Linked DNA regions of Homo sapiens: region 2 is linked to region 1. Evidence: read pairs that join two places in POLR2A ChIA-PET (ENCODE). Cell type or tissue: OCI-LY7. All regions are shown on one strand.

Region 1 (8,000 bases):
TAGTTTTGTAACTTGCTGTTTTCACCTCACAATATTTTCGAGGGTCTTTCCATATCAGCCAAACACAGCCTGACCGTATTTGTATTAAGCTGCAGAAACATCCATTGATACTCCAGTTGATAATCTATTGCTGTGTGAGCATTACCCAATCCCCTACTGATGGATACATAGACTGTTTCCCTATGTTCCCTGCGGCAATGAATAACTATATATGCTCAGGTCATGCATGTGTGGGAATAAATCTATAAGGATAATTGCTAGAAGTGGCATATCTGGGCTTCCCCTCACTCTGCCACAGAGCTTTCAGGCCCTGGACTACATGGCACAGCTTCCAAGGACCCGGCTGGTTTATTTTAAGATGATACGTGCTTGATAGTGCATGAAGGTGGAAATGTGAAACCCACTTTGATGTGGTAGTTACCATTGCGGCGCATTAACGCTGATGTGATTCAAAAGACCATATAATTTTTATGCTGCTATTAAACCTGCCACAAGCTGAAGCCTTGCCTGGTGCAACGTCTGTGTCGAGGCACCTCAGGGTGGACTGGTGCTGGGGATGGCAAGCCTGGGTCCTAGCTCCAGCTCTGCTCCATGAGACAGGGCCAAGTCACTCACCCTTCCTGAGACAGTATGTTAATCCCTTGCAGAGCTTACTGCAAGCCATGCCCCTAGTAGCAATCACATTGCATTTATTAATAGAGCAGGGTGGACAGATCTGTGGGGCCTGGCCCTGCAGACCCAGAAGGTGGAGGAGAGCTTCTGTGGAGCTACCAGGTACAGGTGGAGAGGGCAGGTGTCTGTGAGGATTTTCTGCCTAGAGGGAGATCTTGGATATTGACAACGAACATTTTCCGGGTACTTTACAAAGTGCTTTCTCGTACACTTTCTCAGTTAATGTGAGCTTCCGTCAGAGTCTTCGTTTCAGCAGATTTAAGCAGAAAAAGTAATCTAGAAAGTATTTGGGGGTGTGGGTAGCTCACAGAATTGCCGTAAATTTGAAGCATGAAGCTCAGAAATCAGGTGGGAACCAAGGGAAGAGAAGGCAGCCAGAAGCACAAATCACTCCCCAGGAATGAGAAGGTGAGGACCACACAGCTTCAGACGCTGGATCTTACCATGGGCAGCCTGGCCACATCCCATGCTGGATACCTGTCAACGCCAGATGACCTGTCACCGCAAACTGTCATCCCGTTGCCCCCTCAGCCACCTCGTGGGCCTAAGGGGCCTCCTCTGTGCCTGCTTTTTTATATTACTCACTCCAGAATTAATAACCCTCCTGCCCAGATCCCCAAAGTAAGGCCTGGATCATAGCTGGCACCTTGACTATCAGGGAGGTGGAAAAAAGTGGGTGTCCTTTTCAGCCTACAATGTGCCCATAAAGAGTTCTAGAGAAGGAATCTTCAATCCTATGGAAGTTGGATTGGATGTAGGGCAGAAAAGGGCAACTGTCTACAACCAGCTTGCATGAACACCTTGGAGTCTGGGTTATTATAAACTTATCCTACTTATTGAAGGATGCTGGGGGAGGGGGCTTTATATGAATCAGGGCTACTGAGATCTTTATATCGGGACCTCTGTGCAGCTCTGTCCTGACAACGTCACTTATTGCTCACGATTGGCATACCATTAGGGGATTGTTGGCCATCCCCTCTTCCCTCCATTCTTTCCTATGGGGCTAAAGGCAGGGAGGTGGGTCTCAAGTGGATGTGAGACCTAGAGCACACTCCCACATCCACTTGAAACTCATAGCCCTTACACTGTCATAGTCGTCCCTTTAAACCATAAAATAATGCTCTGTTTGTTTGTCCTTTGCAAAATATTTGCTGGGAAACAAAGACCTTCAGTAGAAGCACAAGATTTTAAAGAGAGGAATGAAAGATGTAGCGAGGGGAAAAGAGCCAGGCTGGGAGGTGCACAGTTCACGCTGCATGGTTCAGCCTCAGTGCCGTGAGCTCTGTGCACGAGGACAGTGCTGAGCAAGGCATGCCTGTGTCCCCACTGGACAGCTGAAGAGACTCAGGCAGAGCATGGACAGACCTAGTTCAGAGCCTGGCTGCACATAGTAGGCCCTCAATGAGAGGTGATGATGATGGTGGTGGTGACGGCAGAGCGAGGACTCACTTTGTCCAACGACTACATATTACAGATGTCAGGTTCACGACTATGCCAAAGGTCATGTTGAGGTCCAGAAGGAGTGGGTGGATGAGCAGAAAGAACATTCAGGGGACTGTAGGCAGGTGAATGATTTTATTCAGCAGCAGCTCACATCAGCAGCTTTCTCACACTGTCTGCCTTGTCTGGGCTGCTTCAGCTGGCAGCTCCCACATACAGCTGTGTGACCGGCTCTCCCCTGCCTTCAGGGTCAGCAGCTTAACTCTTTCACTCTCTGGGCACTAGGGGGCCAAGCTGTGTCCTGGCTTTCCCCGTCCGTCTCCAAAAACGGACATCTCTGGCTCTGTCTCTTTCTCTGGGCACCAGCGCACCTGCACAGGGTCAACAGGGCAGTTGTACCTTTTACAGACAATAGTGGCATAGAGCCAAGTGATGACGTTCCCACGTTATAGCTACATGGCTGTGATAACAAGTGGAGTTATACGCCTGCGGTCTATGCTGAGTCACGTGGGATGTAAACATCCTACCTTGGCCTAACCTTGACCAAAGCACAGCCATGTTCCTTACAACAGATAAGGAAGCCAAGACACAGAGCGAGGGCCAGCGAGCTTTCCGGGGTGATCAGTAGGAAGGGGCAAGAAAGGGTTAAATCGTGGCCCAACACGCTTGCCACTGCAGCTAGATGCTGACACAGGTGATGGTAACAAGGCCCTAGAACTCTAACGGGAAGATGAGTCATCGGGGGGGGGGTCATTAAAATGCAGGCTCTGATTCAGTAGGCCTGGGGGCATTTCCAACCACACCTGGGGGCTGCTGGTCCCAGGCTGCACTTTGAGGAGCTGGGCTCTAGCAGCAGTTTGCCTCCCTGGGAGCACATTAGAATCACTTGGGGAGATTTCACAAATTACTGATGCTTGAGACCCGAGATTCTAATTTAATTTGAGGTGGTTACAGGGTCAGAGGTCGTTTTTAAAGGTTCTCAAGTGTGTCTTATGTACAGTCAAGTTGAGAAGGGCTGTGTGAGTGGCTTGAAAACCATTGGTCGCCTGTGAAGAGGGCTTTTGAGAGCACCTGCAAGGACCGCCTCTCCTTCCTTCCAGCTGCTGCTTTGCTTGTGGGGCAAAGGCTCTCAGTCCGCAGTTCCAGCTAAGTTTAAATATGCAAATACCTCCGAAATGGCAAAGGTGAGGGCTTCTCTGAAGCGTGGCTCCTCACAGCAGGGCCTTCCACAATGAAGGGAAAGTGTACACAAGTGGGCTAGAGCAAGGAGGTAGCCTCCACGACTGCACACTTCTGCTGCTGGCCAAGTGACCCCCAGTTTAGGAGATATGACGTTTGGTGAGCACACGTCAGGACTGACCTGATTGAGGTTTGATACCAGAAGGCTGGAGAAGGGGTGCTGGCACAGAAAAGATGCAACGAAGGAGACTCCCCAGGTAGTCCTGTCTCTGGTTCCTTGAGTTCTACCTTTCCCTCAAGGGCCTCTCTCTCCAGCCACTGCTGCCAGCATGACATTCTCCCAGGGGGCCTGGTTTCCCTTTAAGGTTGTGGCCTTAAAGTGATAATCCCACCCCAGCACACCTACAGCAGGCTGTAATTATCAAGGGGGTTGACATACCACTCAAATCAAAGGCAGAACCAAAAGAAGTAAGTACTCCAAAGGAAAGGACATGGACTGAAGGGCTCTGGTGGTCGGAGGAGGTAGGGAAATACACTATTCTATGTCTTCTTGGAAATTGACAAGGCCCATTAGCAGATTCAGGTTCTGGGAAGTCCTGTGGGAAGTAAACCCAATGAGCTTTGTTCACACTAGTGTCGCCGAGTTCATTTGGCCACGGAACCCTCTTATGGCAGAATAACTCTTTATGTCTGCAAGGCCTGCTTTGGAATTGTGGATCTACTTTCCTGGAGGCTCAGCAACAAGACTGCTGCCCAAATGCCTCCGATCTGGAGGTGCAGGTCTGGCTGGAGGCTGAGGTGTGGCCTTCATCACCTCTCAGCAGCCCTGCAGCCCAGAGAGCCCTCTGTGCCCTTCTTGGGGGACTCAAAAAAGTATAGGGCGCAGGAATGGAGCGTCCACTCCACCGCTCTTATATCTGACTGAGGTGTTAAGAGTATGAGCTGTGTCATCAGGGACCAGGCTTCAAGTCCTGGCTGTACTGCTTACTAGCTGTGTGGCCTTGGACAAACTTAACTCCTCTGGGCCTCTGTTCCCTCACTGGTAAAAAAGGAATCGCTCCTACCTCAGAGTGTTGTTGTGAGAACCAATGAGACAGCTTATATAAAGTACTTAGCACACTGCCTAGCAGATAACAGTTCATAAAATGTTTTTCTAAAATGTTTTGTTTGACCAAAGTAGTTGGCATGAAAAAAAAAACTTTTGTTGTGCCAGTCTCTCCCCATGCAATCCCACCTGTCCTTGGAGGCCAACGCCAGTGCGTCTCCCAGGAAAGCCTTTCTTGACTCCCTGACCCTCACGGAGTGGACCCTTCTCTGTGCATTTGACCATGCTCTGCCTTGCTCCTGGGCCATCTCCCTGAGGGTGAGGGGCCATGCTAGAGGAAGTCTAGGCTGCATAAATGCCGAAACAGTGGTGGATCTAGCACATGAAGAGTTGAGAGCCTGGGAACTAGGGGAGGTGTCCCTCCTTCTTGAACTGTGGGGCTGAAGGGGAACTGTCAGCCTTGAGTTTGCCTCTGAGGTAGCCCCTTTCTTGCTATGAAGAAACCTGTTGTGGTCATTTGACTCATTCTCTGTGTATGCAGCCCTGCATACTTTGGTGTTATTCCTGTTGCAAAAGTCCCGATACTTTTCTCCGTCACTGATGTTTTGTTTTGAGACAGGGTCTTGCTCTGTTGCCCAGGCTGGAGTGCAATGGCACAATTAGCTCATTGCAGCCTTGACCTCCTGGGTTCAAGCTATCCTCCCACCTCAGCCTCCCAAGTAGCTGGTACTACAGGCGCACTCCATCATGCCTGGCTAACATATTTATATTCTGTTTGTTTGTTTGTTTTTTAGAGACAGGGTCTCACTCTATTGCCCAGGCTGATCTCGCACTCCTAGGCTCAAGCAATTCTCCTGCCTTGGCCTCCCAAAGTGATGGGATTACAGGTATGAGCCACTGCACCTGGCCTGTCAGTAATTTGATTATTTTTTAAGATCAACTGGATGACCAGGTGCTCTCAGAGACTACATTTTTGTAGCCTGAAGTCAGTATTTATGGTTTCCGTATAAGGAGGCTTTGGAGAGACACTAAAAGACAAAAGTCAAAGCCCTGAATGCTGACTGCTGTGCACTGCCTGACGCCCCTGCACCACTGAGCGGGTGTGGAGGATGCAGGGTCTCCCTCTGAGATCCTGGCAGGAAGGGAAGCTTGCCTGAGTCTTGTCTTGCCAGGGACTCTGCTCTTTCTGGACAATTTCTCAGAGCTCTAGACCCCTTCTCTGGAGGAAGACCTTCATTACCACCCCAGCCCACCCATACCCCATCCCAGGGTGAATGGAGGCTGGAGCTGGTTTCTTCTTCCTCTGACAGTGTCAGCTGGGTCCCTGCTGCAGTGAGTACTGGAGCTGAGCCCAGTGGGGTCCAGGTGTGGTCTGAGGAGCCATGGAGGCACAGCAAAGTCATCTCCACATTCCACCCAGCCCCTTGTGGAGCAAGGCAGCTCTGCTCCCACCAGGCAATCAGGCAAAGATTCACTAAGTGGGATCCAGCAACTCAGCCACACCCAGAGGCTTCCATGGCTCCTATATTCCACAGGGCTGCCAGGGCACCAGGGGAGAAGGGGAATCCTGATCTGAGACCTGGCCAAGCTGTGTCATCTACTGCCTGTGTCCAGACAACATAAACTGTCTGAGTCCTTAGGCAGGGTCTTTTCTGAATGACGGTTCATCCCACTGAAGTCACTCCTGAGTGAGTCTCAGAATCATGAACAGAGGAATTGTGAAACCTGGTGACTCCCAGGGAGGTCAAATGTTTTGCCCCAAAGCCTCAGCTCGTTAAGGGAACTAGTGGGGTTGGAACTCAAGTCTCCCAAACATTTGGGTCTCTCCCTCTCACTGCCGCGGACTGTTGATGACCAGAAAGGAGACACTGTTTCCACACGGCCCCCACTTGAGAGCCCACACACAGGCAGGCATTCGTGTTAGCATAGCCGCCTCCCCTCCAGACCTGGAGTCCACATGTTAGGTATGAATACCCACATATGTGCACATGTGCACATTTCTTTCTTCTCTGCTTTCAAACAGCAGAGTTTGAGAAATGGAAACCAAGGAACTGCTTTGGTTCTTGATTTTCACTCTGTCCTCCTACCCAGCCTCCTACCCGGCCTCTACCCTCCTACCTGGGCCTGCAGTAACTGCTGCTGGTAACTTGGGGATTCCCAGAAGGGAAGGGGTTGGAGCTTGTATGTACCTTCTTCCCAGGGGAGAGGGGAGGGGTGATGTAGGCAACTTAGAGGAAAGTAAATGACTTGGGGAAAGATGGATGAGCCTAAGAAGAGTAGGTGACAGCCAGTGACAAAGTCTGTCTTGGTATGGTGTCTACCCCCTGTCTCCTGTCCTGTGACATGGGCCAGTATTCCCCTGGTTGATGAGATTCCTGGGGAGGAGACTCATGACCATGGTGTTCTGGTTGGAGGATCTGTCTTTTGGCCGATAAGGGGAGCTCAGAGAACGCCTCTGCCTGCATCTGCTGTCTCCCACGTGCCCTTGGTTGCAAGCAATCAACATACCAAAGTGGCATATTTTGGGGTGGCATTTCCTTTCCTAAACTCCCTCAAACCCAACTCCACCGTCTCCCCCTCCTGCCTGCCTGCTCCCTCTACCCTGATAAAATGATGATGCATTTAGAAGATGAACGATTGCCTGGACCCAAGTGGAACTGCAGAGGACACCCCTACCCAGACCTCCAGTCCCAGCCTGACGTCAGAGGGGATCCGGTCAGAGAGACCTAGTGCCGAGAGGAGCAGAGAGCCCCGAGGGAAGGCTCCAGGGCCCAGGCAAAGCCTTTTTGGCACTACCCCTGCAACACACATGGGTGCCCTGAGGCTGATGGCATTGTCCTCTAAGAGCCAGGTAGATCCCTTCCAGCATCTTGATTGGTGGCTGTCCTCAAGGGGTAACTTTGTAGCCTAGAGCAAGGCCAGGTTGTGATAGTCCTGAAACTTCACCATTAGTGCTTCTAGAGGCACATCTTCACCCCAGACTGTAAATGCACACCCATAGTCAGACAAAATAAGGAGTGTGCCCTGAGGAGACCCACACATGTTGGTAGCCTTTGCCTTGAGGCCCTGGCCATATCCCATGGGGCTGGCAACTCGGTGTACGGCTGCAAATGGGGAGGATTCAGCTTGGGTCAGGCAGAAGAGCATTTTTTTTTTTTTTTTTTTGAGACGAAGTCTTGCTCTGTCCCCCAGGCTGGAGTGCAGTGGTGGGATCTCAGCTCACTGTAATCTCCACCTCCTGCCTCCACCTCTAATTCTTGTCCTTCAGCCTCCTGAGTGGCTGGAATTACAGGTGTGCGCCACCACGCCCGGCTAATTTTTGTATTTCTAGTAGAGACGGGGTTTCACCATGTTGGCCAGGCTGGTCTCTAACTCCCAACCTCAGGTAATCCACCCGCCACAGCGCTGGCCAGGAAGAATATCATTTGATTGTACAGGGTTCTGTCCAGCAAGGCATGCCTCTAGATTTGGGGTGGGGGTAAATGTTCAGTGGATCCAAGAGCCTCAGTGTGGGGAGGTGATGCAGACCCCATCCCCCATTTAACGATTTCCCTAGGGCTAACCCCACGCACAACCCAGAGCATCAGATTTATATCTCAGAAGTTCAACTTTTACTGTACCTCACCACACGTGGCTTGCAGGTCATACATCATTGCCTTCTGTT
Region 2 (8,000 bases), 110 kb before region 1:
TAGAGGCCATTCAGGAAGGAAGGAATGACGGGGCAAGGGGTCAGAAATTTCTAGAAGAATCTAGTAAGATGGAAACCTAACAGTCCTACTGGGATTTGGCAACTGGGAGGAAGCTGGCTCTGTGCAGGAAAGAAGGGGGCACCGCTGTGCGGACGCCAGACTGCGAAGGGCTGCAGAAGGAGCCGAAAGGGGAAGAAACGGACGCAGGTAGGGGTGGCTGCTGTTAAAGCCGCTTCCCGGGGAGGCCAAGGACATCCACAGCTGAAGTGCTCAGGACCATCCACAGCTGAAGTGCTCAGACACTGCGTTTTCTTTATCTCAGAGAGGCTGTGTGACTTGCCCACGTATGAGTACAGTGGCTAAATCACAAGCCCTGGAGTCAAGGGTTTAGGTTGATCCAGCCCCCACTACTCACTGGTGGCTGTCAGCAAGCTACTCGCTGTGCCTCAGTTTCCCCATCTATCAAGTAGACAGCACTGCCTTACAGATGGTTGTGGGGATCAGAGGGGAGGGGACAGCTGGCGGATTTAGCAGAGTACGTGGCACAGAGGAAACACTAAATATGCTTCTTCAGCTCCTTATCAAGGTTAGGCCTCCACAAAGGGTGGAGCAGGGAAGAGAAGGCCTCACCGGGCAGACCTATCTTGGAGAAGATACAAGCAATGGTGCTGAAGTTTCACAACAGTGTCAACCCCCTCCCTCATGTGTGTACTCACAGCTACTCACTTTCCTACTCTGTGCCAGCCATGAGGTGTAGTCACTGTGCCAGGGGGCTGAGTGTCCGGCCTGGGACGTGAGAGGGCATGGGCTCACCTGCTCAGGGTTTGAATGAGACCCCGGTAACCGCAGCAGTAAAGACCCCTCAAATGCCATCTCTAAATTAAAATGGGTGATCAGAAAATAGCAGGTGAACGATAGTGCCCTCACTGCCCACAGAAGTGCCTTCAGTCAGATTTAGCGCTCCATCTTCTGCCTTTCTGAAGGGACAGTGGAAGCATCCATTTGAAGACTCTTCCTGTGTCTTCTGCAAAACCAAAGAAAAGCCATCACTGCCGATGTCTCTCTTTAAAGATCTGTTAGGCTAGGCACGGTGGCTTATGCCTGTCATGCCAGCACTTTGGGAGGCCAAGGCAGGGGGATTGCTTGAGGCCAGGAGTTTGGGACCAGCCTGGGCAACATGGTGAGACTCCATCCCTAGAAACAATTAAAAACAAACAAACAAACAAACAAACAAAAGCAAGCTGGGCATGGTGGCTCACACCTGTAGTTCCAGCTACTCAGGAGGCTGAGGCAGGATTGTTTGAGCCCAGGAGGTCAAGGCTGGAGTGAGCTGTGATTCTACCACTGCACTCCAGCCTGGGCAACAGAGTGAGACCCTGTCTCTACATAAATCAGTAAGATCCATCTGTGCAATTCCTTCCTCCTAGAATTCAGAATCTGAGGTGCTGGTTTCCTGAGGACACTTGTGACTTGCTGCCTTTTATTGAACTCTGAGTGCCCTATTGCCCAGTTTGAGTGTTCCAATGGGAAGTGCAGAGCCACCGTGGCCATTCATTGCTGTAGAGCTGCGCCCCAGTACCTGATACATCCCTCACCCTTTTCCAATTGATTTTTAGCTTCCTTCATCCCTCCCTCTTTCCCTTGTCCTCTTCGTGTCCACAGGAAGCCTGTTGGGAGCCTGCTATGGCAAGTGCTGTGCTAGGACACGGTCCTGCACTCTTAGAGTTTGTGGTTCAGTTATTCCAGTTTCAGCACTTACATTCATTCAAATGCTTTGTGGAAGCAAGCTGGCTTTTAGTCACCAGCAATAGCAATTTCTGAAAATCACCAAGCCACACCAAATATATGAAATATCTTTCTCTAAGGTGGTCTTTAAAATTTGGGCTGACTCTCCTCCCTCTAGGAATGTTCTGATGAGTTTCAGTCTGAAGGCAGGGAGATGGTCTCGGTGACCTCCTGGGCCCCTGTTCTGCACTGAACTGTATGCCCATACATTCATAGGTTGAGATCGTAACACTCCAGTACCTCAGAATGTTACTGCATTGGTAGAAAGGCTTTTTAAAAAAGGGAATCAAGGTAAAACGAGGCCATTAGGGTGAGCCCTAATCCAATATGGCTGGTGTCCTCACAGGAAGAGTGTATTAAGATACAGACATACACAAGGAAAACCACGTGAAGATATGGAGAAGGTGGTTGTCTGCAAGCCAAGGAGAGAGTCCTCAGGAGAAACCAACCCTGCCAGCCCCTTGATCTTAGACTTCTGGCCTCCAGAATTGTGAGAAAATACATTTCCATTGTTTAAGTCCCCCAGTCCGTGGTACTTTGTTATGGCAGCCGGAAGGAGACTGGGGCCGCCTGTTTGCTTGGCTGCAGAAGCCCCACGTGGCTGCACCCTGGCTCATTCTGTTTTCTGTAGCAGCAGCAGCAGCAGCAGCGGCAGCAGGGAGCCCAGGATGCAAAGCTTGGTTTCTGAGCCCTGATCAGGAGGCTGTGTTTATATTTATCCTGCTAACTGCAGGGGACTGTTTATTCCCAGAGAAATAACCTCCTGGGCAGGATAGGGGCAGCCAAGGAACCAGCTGCTTCCATCAGGCCTGCTGGGCTCCTCCAGGTTCTCATCATACCACTTCTGTCGAGGCTCTCTCTGACGCAGCTCTCCTCACTCCACACCAGGCTTGGGCCCAGGGGCACAGCCTGGTCTTCCTGAGGATGCTCAGACGCAGGGACCGACTGCTCCTCACAAGCACCCTGGCACATGCACAGCCCAGGGACTGGAGCCTTCGCAAACAAGTCACAGTCCTAGTCTGAGATTCAGTGCAACACTAGGCGCTTAGTAGATGCTCAGTAAACAGAACAACAAGGATTTTCTTTTTTAGTTTTAAAACATTAGTCTACCCATGCCTTGATAAACTGTAAAATGCCTCTGCCACCCATTCTCCCTTCTTGCTCCCTTTCATGGGAGCTCTGAGGGGAAGGTCTCTGGGGTGGGTTCCAGCAACCCTGGGCCTGTTCTGGGGTCCTGCAGCCAGGTTGGGCTTTCAGGAGCCTATATTTCATCTGGGCCCCAGTCACACTACATAGATTTTTGTTTTATCACAGAAATCACTGCCACACTGTGACCCTTAAGGTCCTCAGCAGGGATGGCGCGAGGTGAGAGTATCAAAGCCAGGTGAGAGCACTCAGATGGCTTCTGCCTTTGAACGTGTGAGAAGCTCACTCATGCACAGCGACAAGCAAGAAAGACATGGGAAACTGACAGGTTTTCATCACTGGCTAGTGAAAACACATTTTATACTTCTGGGCCAACAAATACTTGGGTCAATTCACACATTGGCTTGAGAATGAGTTCTTTTTCTTTTTCTTTATTTATTTAGAGATGGGGTCTCACTGTGTTGCCAAGCCTGGAGTGCAGTGGCTACTCACAGGCACAATCATAACGCGCTACAGCCTCAAACCTCTGAGCTCAAGAGATCCTCCCACCTCAGCCTCCGAGTAGCTGGGACTGTAGGTGTGCACTACTGTGCTTGGCCAACGTGTTCTTTTTTGAGGTGGGAACTTTAATTTACTTGAGCAGATGTATCAACGTAGCTGTGAATAAGGAGCTACCAGGGCATTAGACTGCAGACTCTGACACAACCACCGTCACCACAATAAATAGCAACAACCACCACCACAACAAGCACAGACACCTACATTTTTTTTTTTTTTTTTAGCTTTGATTACTACACTGTGTTGCTTTCCTCACTGAGGCTTATGTGGGGTTTTCTGGTTTTAGGAATCATTTTCACACACGGTTTATTTACATTTCTTCACAACCACCTAGTGAGGTAAGCATTATCCTCGGTTTTTAGATGCACAATCTGAGGCTCAGAAAAGTGCAGTGTGAGGTCACTTTGTGAATAAGTCATAGAGGTAATGTCAGAATTTGGGTCAGAGACTCCACAAGGGCTGACCCTCCTTGCGGTTCTCTGAAGACACTGTAGAAACCCGTGGGAAGCTCTGCTGTATTGCTGGGTGCTCCTGTTCTGTGGCAAGACAACCTAGAAGGTGATAGGGGGTCTTCTCCGAGACATGTGCTCTGCTGGCTCTTTGGCAGAAAGGGCAGAGTCGGGGATCAGGACGGTCATGCAGGCTGGCACTGCCCAGGGGCTGATCTTCCAGGAGCTGGGCTAGCAAGCTCGGGATGGGGGATGGGTCATTCCCTCCTTCTCCCCACTGTCACTATAATTCTGGAGATCTGTAAAAGGATGTTTAACATGTTTAAAGTCTTTGTTTCCCATCCTTCTGCCAAGGATTGAGACATCGCCCACCCAGCTTCAATCCTCATAGCTACTTCTGCCACTGATGGGAGGAGGATTGAGGTTCTTTCTACCAAGGAGCCAGGAGGATGGCTGTCACTGCTCCTGGAAGCAGGGACTCCCAGATGTGGGGATAAGTACGCAGGGCCTGCCTTCCCTCCACTCTTGGTGGCTTCCAAAGGCCAACATTCTAGAAAGCCAACCACCCATGTCTCCTCTCTTTCTATTGGAGTGACTCTGCTGCTTCAACAGAGTATTAAAAACAAAGACAGCCTTCCACCCTGACGTCAGACACACAGACACACGAGCACGAGCATCTTGTACTACCCTGTGCCCCCATTCCCCATCAGCATACACGTGGTGTTTCGGGGATAAAGCTACACCAAAGGAACCCTCCCATACAGGCTTGGTACAGTCTCAGCCTGTAACGCTTCCCTTTCGAAGAGCTGTCCCTCCAGCAAGGCCTCATAACCCAGGGAACCCCTGGCATCTCTGCCGAGGGCATAAACCATATTAGCTCTGAATCATAAAGAATGTTTACTGAGAACCACATTTGGGAAGACCTTTCTCTTTCAAACCCTTTCTTCCCAGGCCCCCAGTGATGGCTAACACCATTGTTCGCAGCGTTCCTACTGAAACACATTGGTCGTGTGTACTTTCTTGTCTAACTCATAGATTGCAAAAGCTATAATTTCATGGGATTTGTTTTAAGCGCCCTTTTCTGGCAGATGTAGGCTCAGTATGAGCACTCTGTAATTTTCCAGCCTCCTAAATGGCCCCCTGGCAGCTTACATACCACATGGTGTAACCCACCCTTTTCCTATCCTGCAGACAACCCAATTACTCACACAGTCTTCACCAGGGCCCTCCTAGGTGGGTCCCCCAGGCTAGGTCCTGTGGGGGATGCAGTTGCACTTATAACAAACCATGGCACATCCTTTCTGAGGAATACTATGCATCCAACAAGAGGGATGCTTAGAAAGTTGATTCTGACATCACATACCAATACACAAAAACAAAACCCAAAATTCATCCAGAAAATAGACTCAAGGACAAAAAAATCCCTGGAGTACTATTTTAGTGGTGAAGCTAAAGGCTTTTTTTCCCTGTCACTTTTTTTGAGCTTCTCTCTTTTTCAAATGTTCTATAAGAAGTATCTGTTATTCGAGTGAATTAAAGACCACTCGTTTTGTCATTATTTTTAAAGGCAGAGTCTCACCGTCTGGGTGGGGAGGGAAGTCATACACAAGAGAGGAGATGGCAAGGTGCTAGGAGGTTAGATCATCACTGGCAGAAGGCAAATGAAGGAGGAGGCTCCATGAAGCCTGGATGATGAAGGTGGGCTCTGAAGAGGGAGTGGGCCTTAGATACATGAAGGGTAAAGGACAGGCAGGGATGCTCCAGGCAGGGAGAATGCTATGAATGAAGACTGGAGGGACAGTTCAGGGTCTTGCTGACTAGTTTGGCTGGAGGAAAGGCTGCAGTGAGGGTAGCATTAGCCACACTTGGGCTTGGAAAGGCTGGGGACCACTGAAATGCAAAGTAGCTTCCCCTGAAAGAAACCAGGGAGGCTGCTGTCAGAGAGTGGACCCTTTGGGAAGCCTGGATACAGATGGATGTCTTTTCCCAATTCAGTCATTTATAAGTAGCTCATATGTCTCTCAATTCCTCATCATTTTCGCAGCACCAACTTTGTGGGGGAGTAGGGGGACTAGCTGTGGAGTCAGGGACACCTGGGCTAGAATCTCAGCTCTGTCACTTGCTGGCTCTTTGATCTGAGAAAGCCATTGAGCCTCTTTTTGCCTCAATTTCCTCATCTGTAAATGAGATGTGAGCTGTGCTCACCTCCACAGGATGCTGATGAGGATTAAATGAGAAGAAGTGTGTAAAATGCTCAGCATAGTGCTAATAGCATGACCACCTCAAAATGCAAGCCATTTGTGCTAACTGATGGACAGCAAGGAACAGAATTTCTAAAGAGAGTAGATAAGAAAAAAATAGAGAAGAGGAGGTCATGGAATATAAAGCCGAGACTGAATTGCACTTAACTTCTTTTTTTTTTTTTTCTCAAATAATTTGCTCAGGGCTGGGGCAGCCAGTATCATCTACATGCTCTCTCCCTCAGGGAGGAACCCATCCAACACTAAACTTCCAGAGAAAGAGGCAACTATGGACAGGGAAAAGCTGTAAATGAAGCAAGTGTCATAAGTTCTTCAGTAACACCCTCTCTCTTATTCAAAAACTTCCAGTGGCTTCCTAGGGTCTAGAACTGTGAGTCCCAATGATCAGGCTTGGAATCCTTTGGGAACTCTGCAGTTATTGCAAAGGCATATCAATCTACTTGGTCACCAATTGTTGTTTGCAACCTTAACTTTCTCCTACATGGTTATGCTATTACTTTCCAAAAATATGTAAATGGTTTTCTGATGAAGATGCACTTAAAAGTGCTACTGAATTAATTCAGAGGACTTTGTGTGTCAATATGCATTTTCCCTATTAATTAACGGATACTGAAAGTACATGTAACTTCCATCATACAGGTGCTGTGAAACTATTCCTCGCATTTAAAGCGATTCTCATGTTTAAAAAGTTGGAAGCAGCCTAAGCAAAATGGCAAAGCCCCATCTCTACAAAAACTACAAAAATTAGACAGGTGTGGTAGCGAGCACCTATAGTCCCAGATACTGGGGAGGCTGAGGTGGGAGGATCTTTTGAGCCAGGGAGGTTGAGGCTGCAGTAAGCTGTGATCATGCCACTGCACTCCAGCCTGGGTGACAGAGAGAGACTCTCAGTGTCAAAAAAATAGTTGGGAGACTTCTGGTTCAAGATGATTATTTAATTACCTCAATTTACCTACTCTCCCTCTTAAGATCCTATTTAAATGATGGTAAAAGGACATAAAGGTGTAAACTAGCAATAACACAGGGAATGGGCAGAGGGTTTACAGTGGAAGGGCCCGAGAAGTTTCAACATGCTTGTGCAAGATGGACAGCTTGAGAGAGCTGTAACTGATGAAGGCAGGTGGAGAAACCCACAGCTCAGAGGGAGTACAGCTGAGAAGGGGAGGGAGGGAGGGGAACTGCCCTGAAGAACCCTGGAGAGACTTGGGTGTGGGAAAGGCCATATAGATAATGGGTAGCTGCCCACCCTCTGCCCCAAAAAGAAAGCCCGCAGTCCACAAGCCCCACCTATGCACACTGAGTTTCCAGTCCAATTTTCTATTTTTAATTCTTAAATGTGAGTGGACAGCCACAGTTCAGACATTTGAGGAAAGCCTGTAAGCCCTCTCTTGCAGCTCCTCCTAGCTTAGCCTCCTTCATCTTCAAGGGCACTGCGGCTCAATCTTCAGATCTCTTCTTTTCTGGCTCCCACGAACACGCCCTGGGACTCTGTGGTTCTAACCTTGACAGCAACTGAAATTACTCTCATGAGGAGTTTTACAAAATGCTAATTCATAAGCCCCCACTTCCAGAGAGAATGATACAGTTGGTTAGGGCACAACCTGGGCATCAAGGCTTAAAAACTCCCAGGTAATTTTAATATGCAGCCAGGGTTGAGAACCACTCTCCTAGGTGATCTTTTCTTTTTCTTTTTGCGTCTGGGTCTGGCTCTATTGCCCAGGCTGGAGTGCAATGGCACGATCATAGCTCACTGCATCCTTGAATTCCTGGCCTCAAGTGATCCTCCCACCTCAGCTTCCAG

Evidence for each region. Peaks named below come from ENCODE experiments on the same cell type or tissue, not always from the same donor. Only the 100,000 strongest peaks of a DNase experiment are listed, where the experiment ranks them.
Region 2: POLR2A ChIA-PET joins it to region 1 with 9 read pairs; 3 of 35 experiments call an interaction of 5 or more read pairs at or near these places.

What each region holds. Positions count from the first base shown.
Region 1 is chr2:47,652,070-47,660,069 of GRCh38, forward strand. It overlaps a transcript of MSH2 not described here. Among named protein-coding and RNA genes, the nearest start is that of KCNK12, 85 kb to the left of the region's middle. RefSeq lists enhancers at 6,245-6,304, 6,435-6,484. In OCI-LY7, CTCF peaks have their summits at 2,451, 2,656, 6,767 and 6,970; DNase peaks (open chromatin) are centred at 2,392, 2,812, 3,212, 6,792 and 8 weaker places; H3K4me3 peaks cover 5,867 bases; H3K27ac peaks cover 6,918 bases.
Region 2 is chr2:47,539,565-47,547,564 of GRCh38, forward strand. The region is part of intron 1 of KCNK12 (potassium two pore domain channel subfamily K member 12); the gene reads right to left. It also overlaps a transcript of MSH2 not described here. Among named protein-coding and RNA genes, the nearest start is that of MSH2-OT1, 16 kb to the left of the region's middle. In OCI-LY7, no CTCF peak of the experiment used is centred here; no DNase peak of the experiment used is centred here.